4 separate regions of the Homo sapiens genome follow, and regions 2, 3 and 4 are each linked to region 1. A link is a contact called in ENCODE Hi-C or POLR2A ChIA-PET data. All regions are on one chromosome and are shown on one strand. The core of a region is the stretch at or near the end of the contact, and the rest is flanking DNA. Distances in the headings are between cores, read along the strand shown.

What was found. Hi-C counts contacts between places; a loop is a spot of excess contacts on that map. ChIA-PET counts read pairs that join two places held with the same protein, here RNA polymerase II (POLR2A). Pooled maps may share reads with other maps.
Region 2: a map of CD4-positive, alpha-beta T cell shows a loop between it and region 1 (9-fold over the local background). The contact joins the promoter of WDR5-DT here to the promoter of TSC1 in region 1. A Hi-C loop is called at or near these places in 1 of 168 maps with a recorded cell type or tissue (CD4-positive, alpha-beta T cell), 1 of 37 single-sample maps with no recorded cell type and 8 of 50 pooled maps.
Region 3: a loop to region 1 is called in a pooled map, with 5 times the contacts of the local background. The contact joins the enhancer-like site here to the promoter of TSC1 in region 1. A Hi-C loop is called at or near these places in 3 of 50 pooled maps. POLR2A ChIA-PET finds 5 or more read pairs at or near these places in 2 of 52 experiments (T-cell and activated T-cell).
Region 4: a loop to region 1 is called in a map of ascending aorta, with 4 times the contacts of the local background. The contact joins the promoter of BRD3OS here to the promoter of TSC1 in region 1. A Hi-C loop is called at or near these places in 1 of 168 maps with a recorded cell type or tissue (ascending aorta), 1 of 37 single-sample maps with no recorded cell type and 14 of 50 pooled maps.

The regions. Positions count from the first base shown.
Region 1 is chr9:132,940,623-132,945,865 of GRCh38, reverse strand. It overlaps TSC1 (TSC complex subunit 1), which reads left to right and starts at 1,250. Exons shown (of 23, transcript NM_000368.5): 1 at 1,250-1,323. It overlaps MIR548AW (microRNA 548aw), which reads right to left and starts at 159; the gene lies at 95-159. It also overlaps a transcript of GFI1B not described here. RefSeq lists enhancers at 533-672, 1,033-1,332, 645-1,378 and silencers at 853-932, 1,463-1,522, 1,583-1,642.
Region 2 is chr9:134,132,343-134,138,189 of GRCh38, reverse strand. It overlaps WDR5-DT (WDR5 divergent transcript), which reads left to right and starts at 2,208. Exons shown (of 2, transcript NR_186420.1): 1 at 2,208-3,004; 2 at 5,717-5,847. WDR5 (WD repeat domain 5) reads right to left here and starts at 2,108. Exons shown (of 14, transcript NM_017588.3): 1 at 1,990-2,108. RefSeq lists enhancers at 1,127-2,051, 2,958-3,067, 5,308-5,847 and silencers at 1,978-2,157, 2,598-2,767.
Region 3 is chr9:131,628,184-131,634,051 of GRCh38, reverse strand. It overlaps RAPGEF1 (Rap guanine nucleotide exchange factor 1), which reads left to right. Exons shown (of 27, transcript NM_001377935.1): 6 at 3,728-3,816; 7 at 4,798-4,950; 8 at 5,380-5,503. Among named protein-coding and RNA genes, the nearest start is that of PRRT1B, 86 kb to the right of the region's middle. RefSeq lists enhancers at 4,520-5,269, 5,749-5,798. Within about 2 kb of position 3,536, at least 12 of the 41 ENCODE cell types and tissues checked have a DNase peak (open chromatin) inside an H3K27ac peak, as active enhancers do.
Region 4 is chr9:134,023,321-134,028,611 of GRCh38, reverse strand. BRD3OS (BRD3 opposite strand) reads right to left here and starts at 3,131. Exons shown (of 3, transcript NM_001355256.2): 1 at 3,076-3,131; 2 at 2,522-2,767; 3 at 1-2,404. The coding sequence starts at 1,864. The coding sequence ends at 1,610. RefSeq lists silencers at 2,838-3,257, 3,568-3,697.

The DNA of each region.
Region 1 (5,243 bases), core at 1-2,500:
CTCACCCAACACTTTTTTGCCCCTAGGCTCTTGCTCCTTTGGTTCCCTCTGCCTGGAATGGCCTTCTCTCCCGAGCCGCCTCGCCTGGTTCTATTAGGTTGATGCAAAAGTCATCGCGGTTTTAATGGTAAAAACCGTGATGACTTTTGCACCGACCTAGTATTTCACAAAACCTACATTTCCTTTAAAACCCAACCTGATGCCTACTCCTTCAAAATGCCTTTCATATCCCACAGTTCGACTTCATCTCACTCTGCCTCCTCTCACAGGGCTTTGTGTTCGTGCTGGATGGAGCCCATCATACTCAGCCTCGCAATAAAGGCCACCTATCTAGTGAGTGAGCATTTACTAGGCGCAGGACTCTGGGCTAAACGCTGTCCATACTTCATCTCCTTGATTCTTCACGTCACAGATGTCATTATGCCCATTTCACAGAGGAAGAAACTGAGGCTTGGAGGACTTAAAGCCTTGTTTCAGCAGGAAACGGAATAAGGCGTTCTGATTTTCAAGCTGTCTCCTATTAGGGCTGGTTTCCCCTAGATGTCATGAGTAGGTGTGAAGTGTGAGCTACTTGAAGGCAGAAGCCAGGGGGGTCCCCCGCAATCCCGGAGGCGGGCTTCTGAAAATGTTTAGCCCAGGAAGGAGGGCTGCCCTGGCCCGCAGCTTTCCGCCCCTTCCCAGGTGAGCTGCAACTCCAAAGCTCCCAAGCAGGCCCTTCACCCACGCGGGCCCCAGCAGCTCCTTGGGAAACAGGATCGCTGCTCTGAGGCCGCCCACAGAGAGACCCTCGGAGGGCGCCACGCAAGCGAAGGGCAGAAACGACTCGGGGGGCAGGGGCAGGGCGCTCCAACCACACCCAGGCGCCGCCAGCTTGTTTACGCCTCTCCGCCGCGTCCCCCCGCCCGCCAGTCACGTGACCGCCCGCCCCGCCCCCTCGGGCTCTCGCGTGGCTCCTCCCGCCGCGCCGGCCCTTCTTTTTGCCTCCTTCGCGGAGTCACAAGATCTCTTCGCAGCCTCCTTTCGGATCCTTCCGCCCGGCCCCGCCCCCCTCCATAAAAACCCTCCTTACTTTTTTTCTCGTCCAACCCACATCGTCAGTTATGAGTGGAAGAGCCTCTTCCTTCCGGCGGGGCTGCCGAGCGCGGCCGTCTATCCTTCCTTTCGAGAAGGAGGGGAGGTCCGGAGGGGGACTCTTTTTCGTGGCGGAGGCCGCCGTCGGCCTTGGCCCTTTCACGACGGGGGAGGTGCTGTACGTCCAAGATGGCGGCGCCCTGTAGGCTGGAGGGACTGTGAGGTAAACAGCTGAGGGGGAGGAGACGGTGGGTGAGTATGGGGGTGTCTCCCCCTCCTTTTTATGGGGGCTTCCTGGGGCAGCCCCGGCACCATGACTCCAGCCGGGGAGGCTCGGAGGGGCTGGAGCAAGAGACTCACTTGCTTGGTAGGGATCCCGGGGAAGGGGGGTTCGGAGAGCTCTCCCCTCCCTCTTATTACACGCTATCTCCGGCTGGCCCGGCCGGGACTGGCGGGTCCCTGGGGAGGAGAGGCGAGCCGGACGGAGCACTTCGCCCCTCCTTGGCCCCCGAGGGGACGGCTGCACCCTGGGCCTCGGTCCCTCGGGCAGGGGCGAGGTGGGCCCCTTCGTCAGTCCCTCACTTGGTGGGGTGACAGGTTCACGCTAGGTGCGGAGGGCAGGGTAGAGACGCTTGGCGGGAGGGGAAGGGTCGCGAGGGTGGGGCTGGTCCCAGAACTTAAAGAGAGGGGTCGGGGTATAGGGGCGTGGAGAATGAATGGAGGTCGCCTGTGGGGATCAAGGACTCGCCTGGATTCGGTGTCTCCGCTGAAATTTGCATGACTCGCTCTGGGTGTACTTGTGGGTGTTTAATTGGTGGTGAAAGACAGTTACCTTAAAGTGGGCAAAGGGGATTCCTAAGAGACAGCTATTTGCAGAGCCCCTCCTAGGCGTTCATTCATTCATTTGAGGAACTGGAGGATGAAGAGCCTGCAATCGGAGGGACCTTGTAGAATTAAAGCTCTTTCTTTGTGTTTCCTGTTAAAGAGTTTTGCTTTGTGTGTTTTGGATGTGTGGTGAGGACTTGGGAGGGGACGCGGTCCTCCTAAGAACAACAGCTAACGTTAATGGAGTGCTCTCTGTGTGCCAGGCACTGTGAAAGTGCTTGGCAGTCATTATCTCCTTTGGTCCTCACGACAAAGAGAAGAGGCAGCCACTGTTAACACCTCCAATCTTCTCAAATGAAGAAACTGAGGCCCGGAGAGAGCAGGGTACTTTGCCTAAGTTCACACCCCAATTGTATCTGAGCCAGGACTGGAACTGCTGGGATCTGACTGACTCCAAAGATATGACTCTTAAATTTATCTGTTATTTGATCAAAGCTGGCCTGTAAGTGATTAAAATTTATCATTTAGCCAAGGTTTATGCACGTGTGTCTGTTTAATGTTGAAGTGGGGGGATGCACTTGGCTTATCCGCCTTAGCTTTTGTTTGGGATGGCAGTGTTGTGCATGTGAACTTGTTAGTCTAAATTAGGCTAAAAAGTATTTGATAGTTTAATAAAACTGATGAGTTTACTGAAGAAAGAAGTCCTGCTAAAATCCTTGCTGGCTTTTTTTTTTTTTTAAATAGAAAGCATACAAATAACACTTCACGTTGCATAGAGTAAGCTATAAAAGTGCTAAAATAGAATAATACTCTTCTGAGATACTTTGATTTATAATTTTGGGATCAACTTGGAGTCATCTGAATTCAAACAGGCCGGCAAAGTGGAGCTGTAAATTTCAGGAAGCATTATAAAACCTAATCTTTGGGGAGCCTTTGATTTACCGAGCAACCACCTGTGATTCTTAAATTGAACATTCCTGAGTAAATCTGGAATATGCAAATGTGAAAACTGATTTAGGGTTGTGTAGGGAAATGCACCTTTAACAGTCATGCATCAGGCAAATGAGGCTCCTCAGAAACAGTGAAACATTCTTTGCTATTGCCCTAGGGAGCTGCAGAATCTTCCTCTAACCACCTGGTGTAAACTTAAGGGGTATTTATAGAAGATGTAAACGGAAAATATCCTCTTACTAAAGTTAATATCTTATCCAAAACACTCTTATATCACGTGCCTAGAAGGGCAGATGATGTAAACTTTCTCTGCTGCATGCATTTCCTGGTGTCATAAACACTTGGTACGTTCCTAAATTCCTGGTTAGAAAGCAGGTGGCTACCAGCCTTCTTGTTTCCATAAAATTAGAGTGCTTCAGGTCCTGTGACTCAGTTGTCCTCTTCCTCACTGGGTTAAGAGTAAAAACTGATACTGCTACTGTTGTGGTGTAATATGATGCCTTCTGTGCATGCCTGGTTTCATTCGTGAGATGAAACTTAACAGTCTTACTAGGGCAAATCTAATATATACCTCTATATGTAATGTTTGCAGAATAATGAACTTGGTGGAAACGAGATCTGAAACCCTAGTGCTCATGAGAACCTTGATGTACAGATATTTGGCACTATACTAGGTAGACCTACATATTCGGACACCTTGTATATATATTTTGGAAGAAGACTGATTCTTATGTGCACCGGAGGTTGAGGACCACTGGCTTCAAGTATCATTCTGGCTATTTTCATTTATTATTTATCACAGAGGTATTTCTTAAAATAGCTTGTAGCCTTTTATTTGTGTAGTGGTGGGTGAATTTTGGGCTCTGAATTAGAGCTGACTTGTTCTTATAGCTCTGTCTTCATTTGAAGTTTGTTTGGCTACAGGTATGTTTATTTCTGGGTTCCAGGGCCATAGTGAACTAAAATTAGCTTTTCCTGGAATTAATTGGATATTCTTGAATGCCGATGAGCCAAATATAGCAATATCTCAACCATTTCAGGCTTTTCTAGAGAGTCAGATAGCTTTTGACCTTCAGTGGGTCACTTAAGTTCTGTGAGCCTGTGTCTTCATCTGTGAAGTAAAAGTTGGAATGTAAATTAATGAGTATTTCTAGGCCTACATTTCTGTGATTTAAAGTCCTTTGGGGTGTCATTTAAATATTCTGACTAAATCGATTGAGTCAACCTGTTAATGGTTTTATAAAAACCAAGCAAATTGGTGACTTTGAGCCTACCCTGTTGGGTGAAGATCTGTTTATCATTTATCCTTTCCTTTACATCATAATACTCTTTGAAAAGGTAATTCCCTATAAGTTTCCCATATTATAAATCTCTGAAAGGTTAGTCTTTGCATTGGTTTTGTCATTTAAGTAGCTGAAGGCGTGAAAGAAAAGTGTACTTAATAGCGTTAAAATCTGTGGCTGTTTGCTTGAAATGTGTATATGTAGTATACACTCAAACACTGAGTTTGTTTTTTTTAATCTCAGATCATGAATTGGTAACTAATATAATTTGGGTAGCATGAAATACTCATTCTCCATTTAAATTCATCTGAAAGAGGTAAACTGTCAGCAGTTTGAGATTATTCTTTCTCTGGTTTACTTTTTAAGACTGTAGTTGCTAGAAATTAGTAACTTTATGTCTGTTTTCATGGGAGAGAATAAAAATGCAAATTTTATATACTGTGTATAAAATACACTGTCTCAGGACCTTGTCAGTTTCTTCTTGTCCTTTCTCTCGTTCAGTGCTAACTTTTATTATGAACATGGAATCAGCAAAAGATAACAATACTTTTTACGGTTGAATGAATTCAGATTTACATCTAATAAGTAAAATGTCTTAAAAACCATGCTTTAGTCCAAAATAAAGCATAGTAGTTACTGCCCTACAACTCACAGGTCACTCTCTTAAGTAAATATGATGGCAGTAGAGGCCCAGAAGTGTTGGAGTAACAAAGGACAGTTTTGCCCTTCTGTGGGTGATGTGATGGAAGACACAGAGGGGAGCTGTAGGAAGAACAGAGGCAGTGACCTTAATGTCTGCAATCATTAAGACTCTGCTACTTTGAGTAGTTCACAGAGCATAGTAACAAACTTGAACTGTATCCATTTTAAGTTATACAATGGTTGTATCAATGTTTCAAATACCAGTTGTTAAATGGATAGACTGCTAAGCATTATGTACCCAGCAATCCATTTTTGTGAAGTAGTAATATTGTTATAATAAAGTTTATATTTTTTGAGTACTCATGTGCCAAACACTGTGGTATTTTACATGTCTGATACCCCATTAACTTCTTACAGCCTTAAGAGGCAGGATAGGAAGAGGAAGCAGGCTTAGAGTAAGTTGCCTATAGT
Region 2 (5,847 bases), core at 959-3,458, 1.2 Mb before region 1:
GGAGGAACAACAGATAGGCGGTCTTACAAAAAAGGTGTCCAGCCCCTCCCAGCTCAAGCCCAACCTGCCCCAACCTTTGGGCTCAAAAAACATGAACATGTAAAAGAAACAAACAAAACAACCTTAACTTGACTTTTAAGAATATGATGGCTGGGCACAGTGGCTGACGCCTGTAATCTCAGCACTTTGGGAGGCTGAGGTGGGCAGATCACGAGGTCAGGAAGTTCAAGACCAGCCTGACCAGCATGGAGAAACCCCCTCCCTACTAAAAATACAGAAATTAGCCGGGTGTGGTGGTCGGTCCCTGTAATCCCAGCTACTCGGGAGGCTGAGGCAGGAGAATCACTTGAAACCAGAAGGCAGAACCAAGATTGCGCCACTGCACTCCAGCCTGGGCCAAACAGTGAAACTCCGTCGGGGGGTGGCGGGGAATGCAATTTCTTGACCCAACACACCCACCAAGTTTCTACGTCGGTGGGGTCTAGGCTTGGCGTGTTTTTTTTTTGTTTTTGTTTTTTTTTTGAGACACAGTCCAAAGAGTCCAGGTGCACGATCTGGGCTCACTACAACCTCCACCTTCCGGGTTCAAGTAATTCTTGCGCCTCAGCCTCCAGTTTAGCCGGGATTACAGGCGCGTACCACTACGCCCGGCCAATCTTTTGTATTTTTAGTAGAGACGGAGTTTCGCCATGTTGCCCAGGCTAGTCTCGAACTCCTGACCTCAGGCAATCCGCCCGCCTCAGCCTCCCAAAGTGCTAGGATTACAGGCGTGAGCCACCGCGCCGGGCCAAGGCTTGGCATTTTCATGAACACTCAGGTGTCTCTGTGGAACAATCCTTTTGAGAGAACAGGAAGGTTGGAGACTTGATCTTGAGGAAAGCGGGGGCCAAGGTTACGGGAACGGTGATGAATTGGCGGCCCCTAGACCAGATGCTGCCTGGCTCCTCCTAGCAGCCACTGCTTTTCATCCAGGTAAGCCTGACCACCTGAAGCCGAGCAACCAAACCTCAGTGTGCCCTCCTGGACTGCATGCCACAGGCCGATTCCTGAGTCCCTCAGTCCCTGAGGTGGAGCCCAGGAATCTGCCTGTGACATGCAGTCAGAAAAGCATACTGTGTGCAAAGACAGGAATTAATCTGCATCTTAAACACCAGCCGGGTGGCCGGCCCAACAGAGGTGGGGACCTGGCTCTCCCTATCTGAGATCCTGGACAGGCTCCCCGCCTGGGTCCTTCGCTTTCCTGTCTTCCCCACCGGCTAGGACAGCACCTGCCCAGGTCACAGATTAAACTAGCATTTGAGGAGATGGGTAAACGGACCGGGGTGAGTGGAAACTTGCAAGCGAGACAGCAGGGAGTGTCGTTAGCGATGTAACAGGCCGACCTCTGTTTGGTCCGGGAACGTAACCGCTCAAAATGGCTCTCGCAGACCGGCCAGGACAGGTCTGCGGCCCCGCGCGAGGAGGCACGGTGGGCCTACCGTTCAGGACCGAGGACCCGCACCCCAGGACCCCACCTAGCGAGCTGCAGCCTGGCTGCCTCGGGTTGGGGTGAGCGGCGGGAGCGGGCTGGGGGCGTTTCTACGAGGAGGGGAAGCGCACCTCGTCCAGGGACTGAGTGGCTTGGTGGGTCTGGGGTCCTTCCCTGAAGGGGCAGTGGAGGGAGAGGGGCGATGTGAGGCCGGGCACGCTGCCTGCGGGAAAGAGGACCCAGTGCCGGCGCTCTGGCCTTGTCAGCGGTCCGCCGGGGAGGCGGAGGTGGGGGCGCGAGTGGGGGCGGACCGGGTGGAGGGAACTGCGCGCGCGGCCGTCCACCGAGGGGCCGGGGCGGGGGTCCCGGGCGGGGCCGCTGCAGCGGGAGCAGCGCCCGGGGCTGGGCCTGGCCCGAGGCCCGGCGGGGAACACGTGCGGCGGCCGGGTGCGGTTTGGAAGCTTCTGGCGCCGCCCCGCTGCCCGCCTTGTGTTCCCCGGGCCGGGCGGCTGCCCGCTTACCTGCCGGGCCGCGGCGGCGGGGCCGGGCGCTCGGGGCGTCGCGTCGGCCGCCGCCTGGGCGGGAGCGCGGACTCAGCTCGACAAGGCGGCAGCTCGGGCGGGCGCCAGGCGGCGGGGGCGCAGTGCGCGTGCGCGAGGGGAGGGGGCGGTGTCCGGGGGGCGGGGCGAGCTCACAAAGCCGGCCTCTCGGAGGAGCGCTACGGGCAGCGACAGCGGCCAGAATGCCTCGGGCCGGCCCAACGCTTTAAAGGGACAGCACGGGGCGCGCGCTTCCCGCTTAAAAGCTTTAATCCCCGAATTTGACTGGTGCAGGCCCTTCTAATGCACTTCCTAAAAACTGAAGTATAATAATACATACAGGAAAGTGCTAGTGTGCCCTCGCGTTTCCACAGACAGCACGCCCTGTACACAGACACCAGCGGCCCTCCGGGACCTGCGCAGGTGGCGTCGCCCGGCGTTGTCTCCGGAGTCGATTCGGGCCGGGGCACCTCCCCGGGCGACCAGGCCCCTTCTTGATCATCGCTGGTACGGATGAGAGCGGCAGTGGGCATTTGGAAAGCACCTGGGGCCGCGCCCGGGCGCAGTGCCCCCATGTGGCCTCCCACCCCGGGCGGGCAGGACGATTCCTGCCCATCTGGAAGACCAGGAACCTGCGCGTTCACAGGGTTCGGAAGCCCGGGCTGCGCCTTCCCGCGGGGCCGGCTGCCGGGCTGGGGGCTCTTCCCGCCTCTGCATGCACAGAGCCCGCGGTGCACGAACCTGCTCCCCGCCAGCCCCGCGGACTGGCAGGGCCGCTCTGGAGTCACCCGCGCCCGCTCCGCAGTGCGCAAACTCACTTCGCAGCGGGCTCTCCCGGGGCCAGCCCTTCCCTCCTGGGCGGGCATTTTCACCTCCAGGTACAAGGGGGTGGTCCCCAGAGGAGGACTCAGGGGCTTAAGGAGAAGCTGAGGCCCGGTCCTCTGGCCTCAACGACTGCACATTCTCGCCGCCTGCTTCACTTCTTAGAGCCTTGGAGGTAGGCATGGCCTCCCTATCCCCTCAGCTAGGCCTGTGGGTAGAATAACATACAGTCCCTTATTCTCCAATTAAAAATGGGAACACAGAATATGACACAGGAACCCATGCAAACAAAGGGATAGAGCATTTGAAATAAAAATGCCAAGGAGGGTGAGGTGAGCGGTTGTCAGAGAGGTGGAACCGGAAGACTGGCAGTTGGTCTGGAGTCCCCTTCCCAGGAAGGACACAGAGAAGGCAAGGTCCCTGTCTGGTCCTTCAGGGCTCCATATGGATTTGTGTGCCCAAGAGGCCGGATCCCTTGGGCCAGGTGCCCTGGAGCATGGAGTGGTGACAGTCACAGGTTAGCAAACCCAGTTCGGATGAAGAAGCGCATCTTTATCTCCGTCCACCTGGCCGCCTGGGCCGGAATCCCGAGCCCGTGACACGCTGCTCTCCTTCCACCCCACCTCAGCTCTCAGATCGTCCACTTCTCTCCCTCCCCACCCCAGCCCTACCTCCCACCTGGGTCTTTTCTAAACCTCCAAACAGAGAAACTCCTAAAAATCCAGCTCTGATCTGTCACTCCCCAGTTTAAAACTCAGAACCAGCTTCCCACTGCCCTCAATTCCCTAATTCCCACTGCTCAATTCGGCTAAAGTGCTTACCAGACCCCGCCTCCTCTTCCAACCTAGCACCGGCTCCCAAACTGCAGTCCTGGTTCCAGCCCCAAAACAAAAATATTTCCAGCCCTTCAGCCCTCCAGGCAAAGCAAGATAAGGGGCGAGACCCCAGAACCCTCAGAACTCAAACCAAGTTCCCAGCTTCCACTTCCAGGTGAATTGGTCTCACCACCTCACCCCACCCCCAGGAGATAGAACCTTCTAGTAAAAATGAGAAAATCCGGCCGGGCGCGGCGGCTCACGCCTGTAATCCCAGCACTTTGGGAGGCTGAGGCGAGTGGATCACCTGAGGTCGGGATCACCTGAGGCTGAGGCTGAGGCAAGGAGAATCGCTGGAACCCAGGAAAGAGGTTGCAGTGAGCCGAGATCGCACCATTGCACTCCAGCCTGGGCAACAAGAGCAAAACTCCGTCTCAAAAAAATAAAAAAGATGTTCAGAGAAACAGTTCCATTTACTAAGTCACTGCTGGTGGCCAAAGCCTAGTTAATGTTCTGAAAATCTCCATCGTGTTTGTTCCTCTTCTGTGATTCTTATTTTCTCTTCTATTTTCACCTGCCATATTTTTTCCTGAGGCTGACAACTGTTTGGTAGGATATAAGAGGATTTAAAACTTAGTAAAGCAAATTACTTGCCTTTGTTAAATTCTCTTCCTTGCTGGCGTTATATGGTTTCAGAATTTTAGCTATGACTGCAGGCAGGGGTGGATTGCAAAAATTGCTGAATGGGGTTAGAGGATTTTCTCTTTTTTTTTTTTTTTTTTTTTTTTGAGACGGAGTTTGCTCTTGTTGCCCAGGCTGGAGTGCAATGGGGTGATCACCACAACCTTGGCCTCCCGAGTTCAAGCAAGTCTCCTGCCTCAGCCTCCCGAGTAGCTGGGATTACAGGCATGCGCCACCACGCCCAGCTAATTTTGTATTTTCAGTAGAGATGGGGTTTCACCATGTTGGTCAGGCTGGTCTCAAACTCCTAACCTCAGGTGATCCACCCGCCTTGGCCTCCAAAGTGCTGGGATTACAGGCGTGAGCCATCACGCCCAGCCTTCTCTAAACAATTTTTATAAATACAACATTTTGGCCAGGCACAGTGGCTCACGCCTGTAATCCCAGCACTTTGAGAAGCCAAGGTGGGCAGATCACAAGAACAAGAGATCAAAACCATCCTGGTCAACATAGCGAAACCCCATCTCTACTGAAAATACCAATTAGCCAGGCATGGTGATGGGTGCCTGTAGTCCCAGCTACTCGGGAGGCTGAGGCAGGAGAATCACTTGAACCCAGGAGGTGGAGGTTGCAGTGAGCTGAGATTGCACCACTGCACTCCAGCCTGGCAACAGAGCGAGACTCTGTCTCATAAATAAATAAATAAACAAACAAACAAACATTTCTAGAAGGTTTCTCCCCACCTGCACTCAAGGATCTCTGATCAGCCCAACAGTCCAGGCCTGCTGGCCACCCTCCCCGCTGGCCCAGGTCCCTCCACCAGTCTCTCCTCCCCAGGGCACCCCCAACCAGCCAGTGTCCACTTGGGCCTCCCTAAACGTGGCAAGTCTTCCGGCCCCCAGCTCCTCCACAGTGAAAACATCTTCCATTGTAATTCCTGGGTCAGTGTCCCCTGGGTCTGGCTGAGTTGAGTCTGACCCTCATCACAGCACTCTGGGCACTTGGCCCAGGAGGTTGGGGGTGACATGTAGCACTGAGGAGCACTTGTGCACCCAACACTGTATTCAGTTTGTCACATTTAGTACCTCCTTGCACCCTCCCAACAAGCCTGTGACGTGATGCCTTTATTATCTCCTTTTTACAATGAGGAAACCAAGGCTCAGAGAGGTTGAGAAGCTGCCCAAGGACCCACAGCTAGTGGGCATAACCAGGGAAGTGAGCCCTGACTCTAGGCAGGACAGCGCTTCCAGGGGTGGCCTCTTCAGAGACGGCACCTCTGGGATCAGGAGCAGGCAGCACGGCTCTGAGGTTGCAGCAGGGCTGAATGCAGAACACCAGCCTGTTTTAGGAACCGTGTCGTCACCTAGTAACTAGTATTTCCTCGGGGACAGTGGACTGCCGAACCCTGAGAGGGAGGGCCACTGGCAGCGATGGACGAATGGCCCGTGGCAGGAGTGCTGGTGTCCTCGAAGCAGGCAGCCCGGAAGCACTGGCCCCTTCATGGCCAGCCCAGAGCTTTGGG
Region 3 (5,868 bases), core at 2,287-4,786, 1.3 Mb after region 1:
GGGCTCAAGTGATTCACTTGCCTCGGCCTCACAAAGTGCTAGGATTACAGGCATGAGCAACCACGTCTGGCCTTTTTCAGTCTTTTCTAACTCGTGCCTCAGGACAATTAAAAAGTCTGACATCCCTCTCAAAAAATTCTACCTTCAGTAGGAGGTGTTGGGCTCATGCCAAATTATAAATGGTCAACTTTCAATGAGATTAGGGTGTTAGCACAGTAGCCAGATATGTGCACATTTTAAGGTTTCTCCTCTGTGATAGTTAAGGCAAGTCAAGACTAAAGACCTTCTGTCTAGGCAGGGAGATAGGTGGTAAATTTAAAAAGCAGCCCGCCCCTTTTATAGTCTTTTCAAGCCTAGGCCACGCGAGCTAGTGTAGGGAGCGTCATTGGGATCATGACGTCATCTTTGAATTTGGGCACATGTCTGCACATGTGTGCCTGTCATTCCAGGATTGTTTTGCCATTGTTCATTAGTTGAGTTCACAGCTGCCTCTCCAGAAAGATGACGATCTAATTATAATTGCTCATGAATCAATGAAGAACCAGGAATGTTTTCCTGTATCAACAGATGCAAACAACACAGACTTCTCTCTGTTCCTTTTGCCCTGCTTGTAAAGAAGAGTGAATCTGAAAGTGGGGCATCCAGGGCACTGTGTTCTGGCGCTCTTTAACTCCCTCTAAGGCCGTGATGCTCCTCTTTGGGGCCTGGCGTTGTGCTTTTAGGAAGAGCTGCTTCTCCCACCGTCCTCCCTCCTCCAGGCGGTAGGGTGCAAGGGAGCTGCCTCTTTTCTAACTGCTCTCTTCACTGATTGTGTAGTCTCTCCTCCTCCATCTTGTCCTGTTTGTAATCACCAGCTAGATGGCTGTCCCTTAAATATTAACTTCTAAATTGTGCTAACATGCAAGTATTAAGGTTCTCCTTTCTTGCTAGTACTTGGCTCTTAGAGATTTTGCTTCTCCACATTTCTTCAAGAATAGACATCTGAATGGGGTAACAACTGTCACAGAGTAGGGTAACACTGAACCTGCATCTGTGGATATGCCTGGCTGAGCGTGGTGGCTCACACCTGTAATCCCAGCACTTTGGGAGGCCAAAGTAGGAGGATCACTTGAGCCCAAGAGTTTGATATATGCATTTAATTTTGGAGGGCGGGGTTGCTTGTTTAATTATTATTTCAGAAGTAATATATGTTCATTTCAGAAAATTTAGAAAATAGAAAAAGAACAAGATAAAAGGGTGTTTCATAGCCATATTTTTTGTATTACATATATTCTTGATTTGGCTTTGTTTACAAAACGTGCAATATAAACCAGCATATCACCTAGAACTGTTTTTCCACTCAGTGTATTACAGCATCTTTCCACGATACAGTGCATATTCTTGTTGTGACTTTGTCTTTAATAACAACGTAATGGTCAGCCCATTGTCTGGTTCTATCATGACTTATGTAATTGATACATATTATCAAATATTTAATTGTGGGATGTTGAACTATTCAAAATTACCACATTAATGATACGTAATCTTATGTATATTCTGTGATAACCATCTTTTGTGGTTTAATTTTTGCACACATTCATGACATTTTTCTTGGACAGGATTCTTTTTTTAAGAGACAGAGTCTTGGCCGGGCGCGGTGGCTCACGCCTGTAATCCCAGCACTTTGGGAGGCCGAGGCGGGCGGATCACGAGGTCAGGAGATCGAGACCACGGTGAAACCCCGTCTCTACTAAAAATACAAAAAAAAAAAAAAAAATTAGCCGGGTGCAGTGGCAGGTGCCTGTAGTCCCAGCTACTCGGGAGGCTGAGGCAGAAGAATGGCATGAACCCAGGAGGCGGAGCTTGCAGTGAGCTGAGATCGCACCACTGCACTCCAGCCTGGGCGACAGAGCGAGACTCTGTCTCAAAAAAAAAAAAAGAGAGAGTCTCAATCTCTCACCTCTCTCACCTGGGCTGGAGTGTGATTACAGTTCAGTGCTCCTCGAACCCCTGGGCTCAAGCCGTCCTTCTGCCTCAGCCTTCCAGAGTGCTAGGATTATAGGCATGAGCCACTGCACCTGGTGCAAAATTCTCATAATGCAAATATTTAAGGCTTTTGATATATACTGATAAGTCATCCCTCTGGAGAGGCTGTCTGAAGTGGTGCTCCCACCTACCATGTCTGGAAGTTTCTATTTTATTACCATCCAAGGTGGTGAATGTCTTATGATTATTGACCATTGGTATCTGTAAATTTCTTGTTTGATATTTTTTTCGGCGTGTTCACCTTCTAGTTTTTTTGTTTTCGAAAGAACCCTTGCGCTGGAAAGGATGGTAACTGACTCTTTGCCTTATTTGCAGCATACGCTGCCTTTTTTGTGTGTGGTGCTTTTTTGAGTCTGGAGAGGCTTGGCAGCCGCTGGTTCAGGGTCTCTGGTTACTGTGTTGCCCACTGGCATCCGCTGCCACCTCCTCTGTAACTTGGAAACAGCTTTCTGCTGAAAGCCTGGAAGCCCCTCATCACACACATGCAGGCCCTGGCCAGGCCAGATGTCCAGCAACAGGAAGGTGGAGGGAGAAGCTGTGGTGCATCCACGAGTGGGAACACTGCTGGCAGCGAGCAGCAGGCGCCTCGCCCACACGAAGCACAGCTGTTGACGCTGAGCTCGGGGGACGGAGCAGGCAAAGATGTGCGGACAGGAAATGGATTGGCAGCTGCCAGGGGCTGGGGGTCGAGGGGAATGCGGAGCTTCCTTATGGGGTGATGAGAAGTCCTAAAATTGATTGTGTTGATGGTCACACAACTCTGTGAACAGACTAAAAACCACTGAATCGTACACTTTAAATGGGTGAATTTAATGGCATATGAGTTATATATCCATAAAGCTGTTTTTAAAAAGAAGGTTGACACAAAAGTGTATGTATGATATGGTTCCATTTATATCAAGTTCTAGGACAGGCAAAAGTAATCTATGATAATAGAAGTTAAACAGTTGGGGCGGGGCAGATTGGCTGGAGACGGTGATAGAAATGTTCTTTGTGTTTTTAGTGGCGCTTACTTGGGTATATGCAGTTGTCAAAACTCATCAAACTGGGAAAAAATGCATTCTAATTTAAAAAAAAAAACACATGGGCACTTATGTCTTCCCTTTTTTTTCTTTTGCTACGATTTGAAAAAGGCTATTTTTCTTTTCTGTTTTTCTCAGTTAATGGTTCTAAAGTGATTTCTTTGCTGGGTTATCTCCCCTTAACTCCCTCTCCATTGACAAGGATCCCAGCCAGCCCTCACCCCACCCCCACCAGCTAGCAGCTCCACCACACCTGTGGCCAGCTCGCCTTGGGAAACCACCCATGCCATCATCGTGCATATGATCTAATGGCTTTAGAGAACTAGGAACAGAGTTATTCCCCAACAAACTGACTGGGAACCTGTTCTGATGAGTATTTTAATTTGTGTGATAAACAATCATTTTGAGAGGCTGGGGTTTGCCATTTCCCCTTCCAAGAGGAAGTGCCTTTACGCATTTGAAACTTGACATGCCATGAAGGTATTTTTGGAGGGCAGGGGACATTTGGGAAGTCATGCAGATTACCTAAGGCAAGTGATACTTGCGTTTATGGTGCGTGGGGAATCTGTAGGCACAGAAATGAGACTCAGCAGCAGAGGACAGACAGCACCTGCCTGCCTTCTGGTGGAAACTCAGTGGTGACGGGAGCTTTGCTCATTGCCTTTTTCTTGTGGGGGTAGGAGCTGGTCAGGCTCACCATCGAGAAGCAGGGACGTCCGTCTCCGACGAGCCCCGTGAAGCCCAGTTCCCCTGCCAGCAAGCCTGATGGGTAGGTGCTGACTAACCCTCGTGTCGCGGGTGTCACGCTCAGTGGCAAAGTCTGCACTTGACAAGGATAGGGCCCGGTGGGGTGGGCAGCATGAGGGTGGGCTGCTGGAGGCCCATATTCCTTTTTCAGTGGTTAGCAGTGTGTGTATATTTCACACAGGCTTGAAGTATTGCCCTGTCTCAAGTTTACCCTTCAGCATGACTGTTTCCAAGGATCTTCTGTGAGCGCATCCAGTGACACATACCAGTGCTTTTCCTGGGCAGCTTCGTTTCATAATGACAAAGAACTTTTAAAGGCTTGGGTTTGGGTGCTTTGACTTGAGAGCACTCTTGTTTGATCAAGAGTAAACTGAGGATGACATGGATGGTTGTAAAGGTTTATATTCATCTCTACTCCAAGCTCCTGGTAAAAATATAAAACATAAATTTGGAGCTTTTTTTTTTGTTTTTGAGACAGAGTCTCTGTGGCTCAGGCTGGAGTGCAGTGGTGCGATCTGGGCTCATTGCAGCCTCCTCCTCTCAGATTAGAGCAATTCTCTTGCCTCAGCCTTTCAAGTAGTTGGGACTACAGGTGCACGCCACCATGCCCAGCTAATTTTTGTATTTTTAGTAGAGACAGGGTTTCACCATCTTGGCCAAGCTGGTCTCAAACTCCTAACCTCAAGTGATCTGCCCGCCTTGACCTCCCAAAGTGCTGGGATTATAGGTGTGAGCCACTGCGCCCGGCCTGGAGCATTTTAGAGAACCCTTAGATCATTTTCAGATGAGGAAATTGAGGTGCAAAGTTGGGGGCACAGCCAAGCTCCAGTAGCTCATTAGCAACCAAACCAGAACCCCAGGGTTCTATATCCAGGGAGCCTGCTCTTCAGCCCCACCTCACCCACTGTGTTCTTCCTGGTCACGTCCTCACCCTCTCAGGGCCTGTGTGTGCTCTGTCCCGCCTTTGACCTTCTGTAACCCCAAGTTCTTCCCAATTCTCCAGCCCAGCAGAGCTCCCCCTGACAGACCGCGAGGTAGAGATCCTAAACAAGACGACTGGGATGTCACAGTCAACTGAGCTCCTCCCAGATGCCACGGATGAAGAGGTCGCGCCCCCCAAGCCTCCTCTGCCTGGCATTCGGGTGGTTGATAATAGGTAATTACCTTCCTATTTGTCCAGTGCCTCCCATGGCAGAATGAGAAAGAAAGGGAGGAAGACAGGGCTCGGGCCCTTTCCCCTCAGCGCTGAGGGCTTGGCCCCCCTTGGGAGGCTGACTCTGGAGCTGTCCCCACCCCGCCGGCCCTCGCTGGCCACCCTGAGCTCTCCTGAAGGCCTCCTTGTGCCCTCAGCCCAGGGAGACATGGTATGATTTATTATGAAAGAAAAAGAAAGGGTTGTTCTTTTTTGTTCATTTGGTATTTACAGGTTTTATTTTGGCGGAGGGGAGTAGGCAGGAGTTGAAGTGTGAACATTGGGTGTGGAGAGTCTAGTAATGAAAGAACCCCACATCCTGTACCCCAATATCACGCTGAAGAGCTTTGGTGAGTGTGGTTTGGTCTGCCTGGACGTTTCGGTCTGTTTCAGTCCTCCACCAGCATTGCCACCCAAGAAAAGACAGTCGGCGCCGTCCCCTACCCGAGTGGCTGTGGTGGCCCCCATGAGCCGAGCCACCAGTGGCTCCAGTTTGCCTGTTGGAATCAATAGGCAGGTAATGCAGCCCCTGTTCCCTGCATGGGAAGGCAGGGAGGGGGTGGGGGGCTCAGGGATGTGGCTCCTGAAGCTGAAAGAAACCCATGGTCTTCAGGCGCTGGTGTTTGTCACATCGAGGAGTGCGAGACCTTGTACCCATCCCTCTCTCTCCAGGACACGGTCCAAGTTCCCATATGGGGATAAGGGTCAGGGCAGGGAGGGCAGAGCCAAAGGGCGTCTCCTGGGGATAGGTGAGTCCAGCCCCAGGGCCCTCCCTGGCCACACCCCCCACAAACTCCAGATGGCTGCTTCTCAGCTGTATGTGTCCTTCGACTACTGACGTCAGAGGTGGTTTCTGAGTTCGCCTGGCAGTATTTCCTTCTC
Region 4 (5,291 bases), core at 1,882-4,381, 1.1 Mb before region 1:
TTCGAGACCAGCCTGGCCAACATGGTGAAACCTTGTCTCTATTAAAAATAGAAAAATTAGCCAGGCGTGGTGGCAGGCACCTGTAATTCCAGCTACTCAGGAGGCTGAGGCAGGAGAATCGCCTGAACCCAGGAGGCAGAGGTTGCAGTGAGCTGAGATTGTGCCATTGCACTCCAGCCTGGGCAACAGAGTGAGACTCTCTTAAAAAAAAAGAAAAGCATTAAGTGAATGCCCAGTCTGTACAGTTGAGCAAGAAAGAAAATGGCGGATACAAGAGGCATGGTGCAGGATGAGGCCGTCAGAATCACGTGACCGTGTGTGCATGCTGAGGAGCTGTGGGACGCATCCCCAGCTGCCGGCCGGGTTCTCCCCACGGAGAGCACTTGTGCTTTGCTTTATGCCTTTGTGTATTGCAGTCTTTAGCAATCAATTACATATTACTGCTATAAAAAATGGGAAGCCAAGTAGGATATTACGAACAAGGATAAAAATAAGTGTGAGGAAGGGGAGGAGTGTATTAAAGGATGTTTATTTAGAAAAGAAAAATTAGCTTTGACAAGAGACACCTGCACATTTGTGTAGCCAAGGAGATGTCAGTGAGAGCAGAAGGTGAATCCTTCATGGAGACTGAACACAGGTGGCCAGCTGTGGCAGCGACAGTGAACACATGTCAGTGTCGGCCTGGGGGCAGAGTGGTTGAATGCTTTAAGTCTGGTGGAGAGCCTGCCTTGCTCAGCCCTGTTACTACATGGAAGTCACTGTAGGCCACACATGTGCAACTTACAACTCTCGGGTTTCCTGAATGTGTTTTGGATGCACTGGCCAGTGGGCCGCAAATGCTTGGAAGCTACCATGATGCTTCACAGATGATGATCATTTTGGTAACTCAAAATATAAATGCGGGCTTGGTGCGGTGACCCATGCCTGTAATCCCAGCACTCTGGGAGGCTTGAGCCCAGGACTATAAGACCAGACCAGCCTGGGCAACATAGGGAAACCCTGTCTCTATATACAGTAGTTCGCCTGGAGCCACAGCTACCTGGGAGGCTGAGTTTGGGAGGATCACCTGAGCCCAGGAGATAGAGCCTACAGTGAGCTGTGATTGTGCCACTGTATTCCAGCCTGGGTAACAGAGTGAGACCCCGTCTCAAAAAAGCAAAATACAAAATGTAATGCGACAAAGCTCCTGGTGAGATGCTGCTGCTACTCCGCCATTTATGCTAAAAACAAAAAACTAAAACCTAAAAAACTTGAAAAGGTGGTTTGTAATGGGGATGGGAGGGTTACTCTTGGCCTGGTTTAAACCAAGCATCTAGCAGTGCCCGGGCCTATGCTGTCCCTAGCAGCACCTGGAGAATTCAAATGTCACAACAGCTGACCACGGAGGGGACTCTAGAGGGGAAGTGTCCTGTGCACCAGTCACACCGCGGCTGTGCTGAGGGGTTCGGGGGCCAATTCTGCGCTTCTTGGGTTCTTACACCACAGTTTGATCTTCACGTTCATTATTCAAAATCTTCCAGCAAGGATTGGAAATCAACAAGACAACTGAATGAAACTCAGGTCTGTTTTCCTCAAAGTGTGGTCCTGGGTTCAGGTGCTCACATCGGAATTACATAATTGTGCAAAACTTGGACTGCCCTGTGTCCCTAGAGACCTCGAGCTTGTTTTTGTCTCGGACCAAGATGGCCTCATTTCCATACTGTGAGTACCACATGCTTCGGCTCCTGCTCAGGTACGTCCCAGGTGGCACCGACTCCAACTTCTGCTGTTGCTGCTGCCAGATGAGCAAGGAGGTGTCCCTGTACCGGAGGCGGGCGTAGCCTTCAGACAAGGCCTTCTCTGCCAGGGGGACACGGCCACTCATCCCCTCCCCCGTCCCGCTGGACTCCTGGGAACCCTGCTGTTCTGAGACGGCCCACGCGCACTAAATTAACGGACAGCTTTCCCAGCTTTGGGGCTTAAGGATCCCTCGTTTAACTGAATGGTAGAAATTAGGAATTCCGCCCATTTGCAGGCAACGTCCTCAGGAGGGTTGTGTGGTGAGGAAATGAGGCGGCCTCACCATTCTGAAGACACCTGAGACCCATTCAGGGGACCGCACACAGGTCAGAGCGGCGCCCGGCCACAGCTCTTCCGGGTGCAGCTGTGTGGAATTGACAGGGACGAGGCGTCACACCCTGGGGGGTGATTCTGCCACCATGGCCTGGACCACTGAGCTTGAAGAGATGGATCCAGTGCCCTGAGGAAGGGACATGGTGGCCCCAGACGCAAGCTGGAAGGAGCTCCGGTGGCACGCCCCGCACGCATCTGTCCGGGCCAGCTTTCAGGGCAACGGCTGTTCTGACCCACCCTGGGGATCCAGCCCCAGCGTTTGTTCAGGTCTCGTCTCTCCCCAAAGGTGCTGCTGCAAAGGAACGAACGTGCTGTCAGGAGAGGGGAAGTCAAGCGCCCCGGCAGCGGCGGCAGTCTGCAGCGCAGCATCAAGTCTCTGGGGGTCAGCGGCCTAGATCGAGCTACTTACGTCCCGTGGGGCAGCCTGGGAGCTGGGTGGAGAGTGAGACGGGCGCCCAGTGCCAGCTTTTTCAGTCACTGGGAGGTGCTGGGGAGGCTGCTTGTTGGGGCTTCAGGGTCTCCATCTGTGAAACAGGAGCCAGCGGCGCTTGAAAGGGCGCGGGTTCCCGGAGACGCCGCCAGGCGTCAGCCCCGGGACCGGAAGGGGCCCCCAGGGCCGCCTTGCTGCTCCGAGCATCCAGCTCCCGTGAGGCCCCTGGACCCAAACAAAAACGATGTCAGGAGAAAACAAACAGGGAAGCATCGCAACCCACTCCCGAACGCCTTCCCAGCTGCGCAGCGTCAGGGACCTCCCCTCCTGGGATGCCTGCGCTAGGTCAGCCTCAGCTTCCCGGGCCCCCATCGCGCGTCCCCGCCACCTGCGCGCACCCTGGGGTCCCCGTCGCGTGGCCCGCGGCCCCCATCCCCGCGCCCCAGACCCCGCGCGCTCTGGGTCGCCCCATCCTCCAGCCCCCTATCGTCTGCCCGCATCCCCGGGTCCCCCACGTCGCCCGCCCCAGTCACCGCTCGTCGCGGGCCTCGGAGATGCGGGCAGCGGCGCGACGCACTGCGGGGCTCCCAGGGCGGGGCCGGCGGCCGCTGGGCCGTGTCTCCATGGCAGCGCCGCAGGCCTGGCGAGCCGAGCGCAGAGGCTGGGCAGGCGTGTGCGACGAGCCCAAGCCATCGATCGCTCCGCGAGGAGGGGCTGGGCCCGCCCCGAATAGGAACTGGAAGAGGAGGAGGAGGGGCTGGAGGAGGAGGGGCTGGAGGAGGAGGGGCTGGAGGAGGAGGAGGGAGGAGGAGGAGGAGCTGGGAGAGGAGGGGCTGGGAGAGGAGAAAGGGCTGGATGAGGAGGAGGGGCTGGAGGAGGAGGAGGGGCTGGGAGAGGAGGAGCTGAACGAGAAGGAGGAGCAGAAGGAGGAGTGGAGGAGAAGGAGGAGCAGGAGGAGGAGCTGGGGGAGGAGGAGGAGCTGAGAGAGGAGGAGGAGATGGAGGAGGAGGGGCTGGATGGTGAGGGGCTGGGAAAGGAGGAGGGGCTGGGAGCGGAGGTGGGAGGAGGGGCTGGCAGAGGAGAAGGGGCTGAGGAGGTACTGGAAAAGAAAGAGGAGCAGGAGCTGGAGGAAGACGTGGAGGAGGAGCTGGAGGAGGATGAAGAGAAGGAGTGGGACGCCCACAACCCTGTTAGTAAGACACTGCCGGACTGTATGGTCTTATCATCTTGGTTTTCGTATTTCTGCTTGTGTGGTTACTTTTGCCACTGCTGTTACTGCTTTTATTAGTATTCTTACTCTCAGTAATTGATACAATTATTTTTAATTAATTAAATGTCCGGGCTTACTATCTCAAAAATAGGTCTTGAATTTCTCCATCTCATCCAACCAAGCCAGGCCTCTATACTGCTCATTTGGACTCCTCAACAGCCCCATGAAAGCAAGGTCTATTTCCTTTTCTCACTCCACCTCCAATCATACTCCAATAGCACTCTTTTAGTATCTACCCTTTTCCCCTAATTTTATGGTTTTCTCCAATGCCAATTAAGAAAACTAGCATAATGGAACCTGGTGTGGTGGCTCACCTCTGAGTCCCACCTACTTGGGAGGCTGAGGCAGGAGGATCCCTTGAGCCAGGAGTTCGAGGCTGCAGTGAGCCATAATCATGCCACTGCACTTCAGCTGGGACGAAACAGCAAAACCCCATCTCTAAAAAAAAAGAAAATAAGCATAACAGACATCCAAGGAAGATGCTTAGTGTGAGCACTAAGCCCACAGCTGTGGAACGCACATTCTTTTTTTTTTTTTTTTTGAAAGGGAATCTCACTCTGTCACCCAGGGTGGAGTGTGGTGGCACGATCTCAGCTCACTGCAACCTCCGCCCCCCAGGTTCAAGCGATTCTCCTGCCTCAGCCTCCTGAGTAGCTGGGACTACAGGCGCCGGCAACCACGCCCAGCTAATTTTTGTATTTTTAGTAGAGACAGGGTTTCACCATATTGGCCAGGCTGGTCTCGAACTCCTGACCTTGTGATCCGCCTGCCTCGCACTTTCTTCACAAGTACCTACACAGGACGTTTAGCAAAACTGATCACATGCTGGACCATAAATCAGTTTCAACAAATTTGAAAACGTTTAAATCTTACATGATCTCCCAGTCTTCCGACCTGGGAAAAGACAGCAACCGAAGTTATACTGCTTTCAAGAGACACAAGAACAGGCCTGTATTCAAAGACCCATTTAACACTTTTACCTCTATCTGGCTGGGTGCGGTTTTCACGCCTGTAATCCCAGCACTTTGGGAGGCCTAGGCGGTCACATCACTTGAGGTCAGGAGTTCGAGACCAGCCTAGCCAACATGATGAAACCCTGTCTCTACCAAAAATATAAAAAATTAGCCCAGTGTGGTGGCAGGCGCCTGTAATCCCAGCTACTCAGGAGGCTGAGGCAGGAGAATCTCTTGAACCCAGGAGGCGGAGGTTGCAGTGAGCTGAGATTGCACCATTGCACTCCAGCTTGGGTGACAGAGTGAGACCCCATCTCAAAAAAAAAAAAAAAAAATTGCCTCTAAGCTAATATAATTTGTTCTATGCCTTGAACTAAATAATTTGAATATTTAGTTACCTGTAAGCTTCCTTTTCCTGTCGTTGTCAAAACCAAATAGGACTTATATTTCTGTTCGAAACATTTACTTATGTTTTGTTTTCCAGAGTCAAAAAGCTGTTTTTCCTTTTAAGCTATTTTATAGCTAC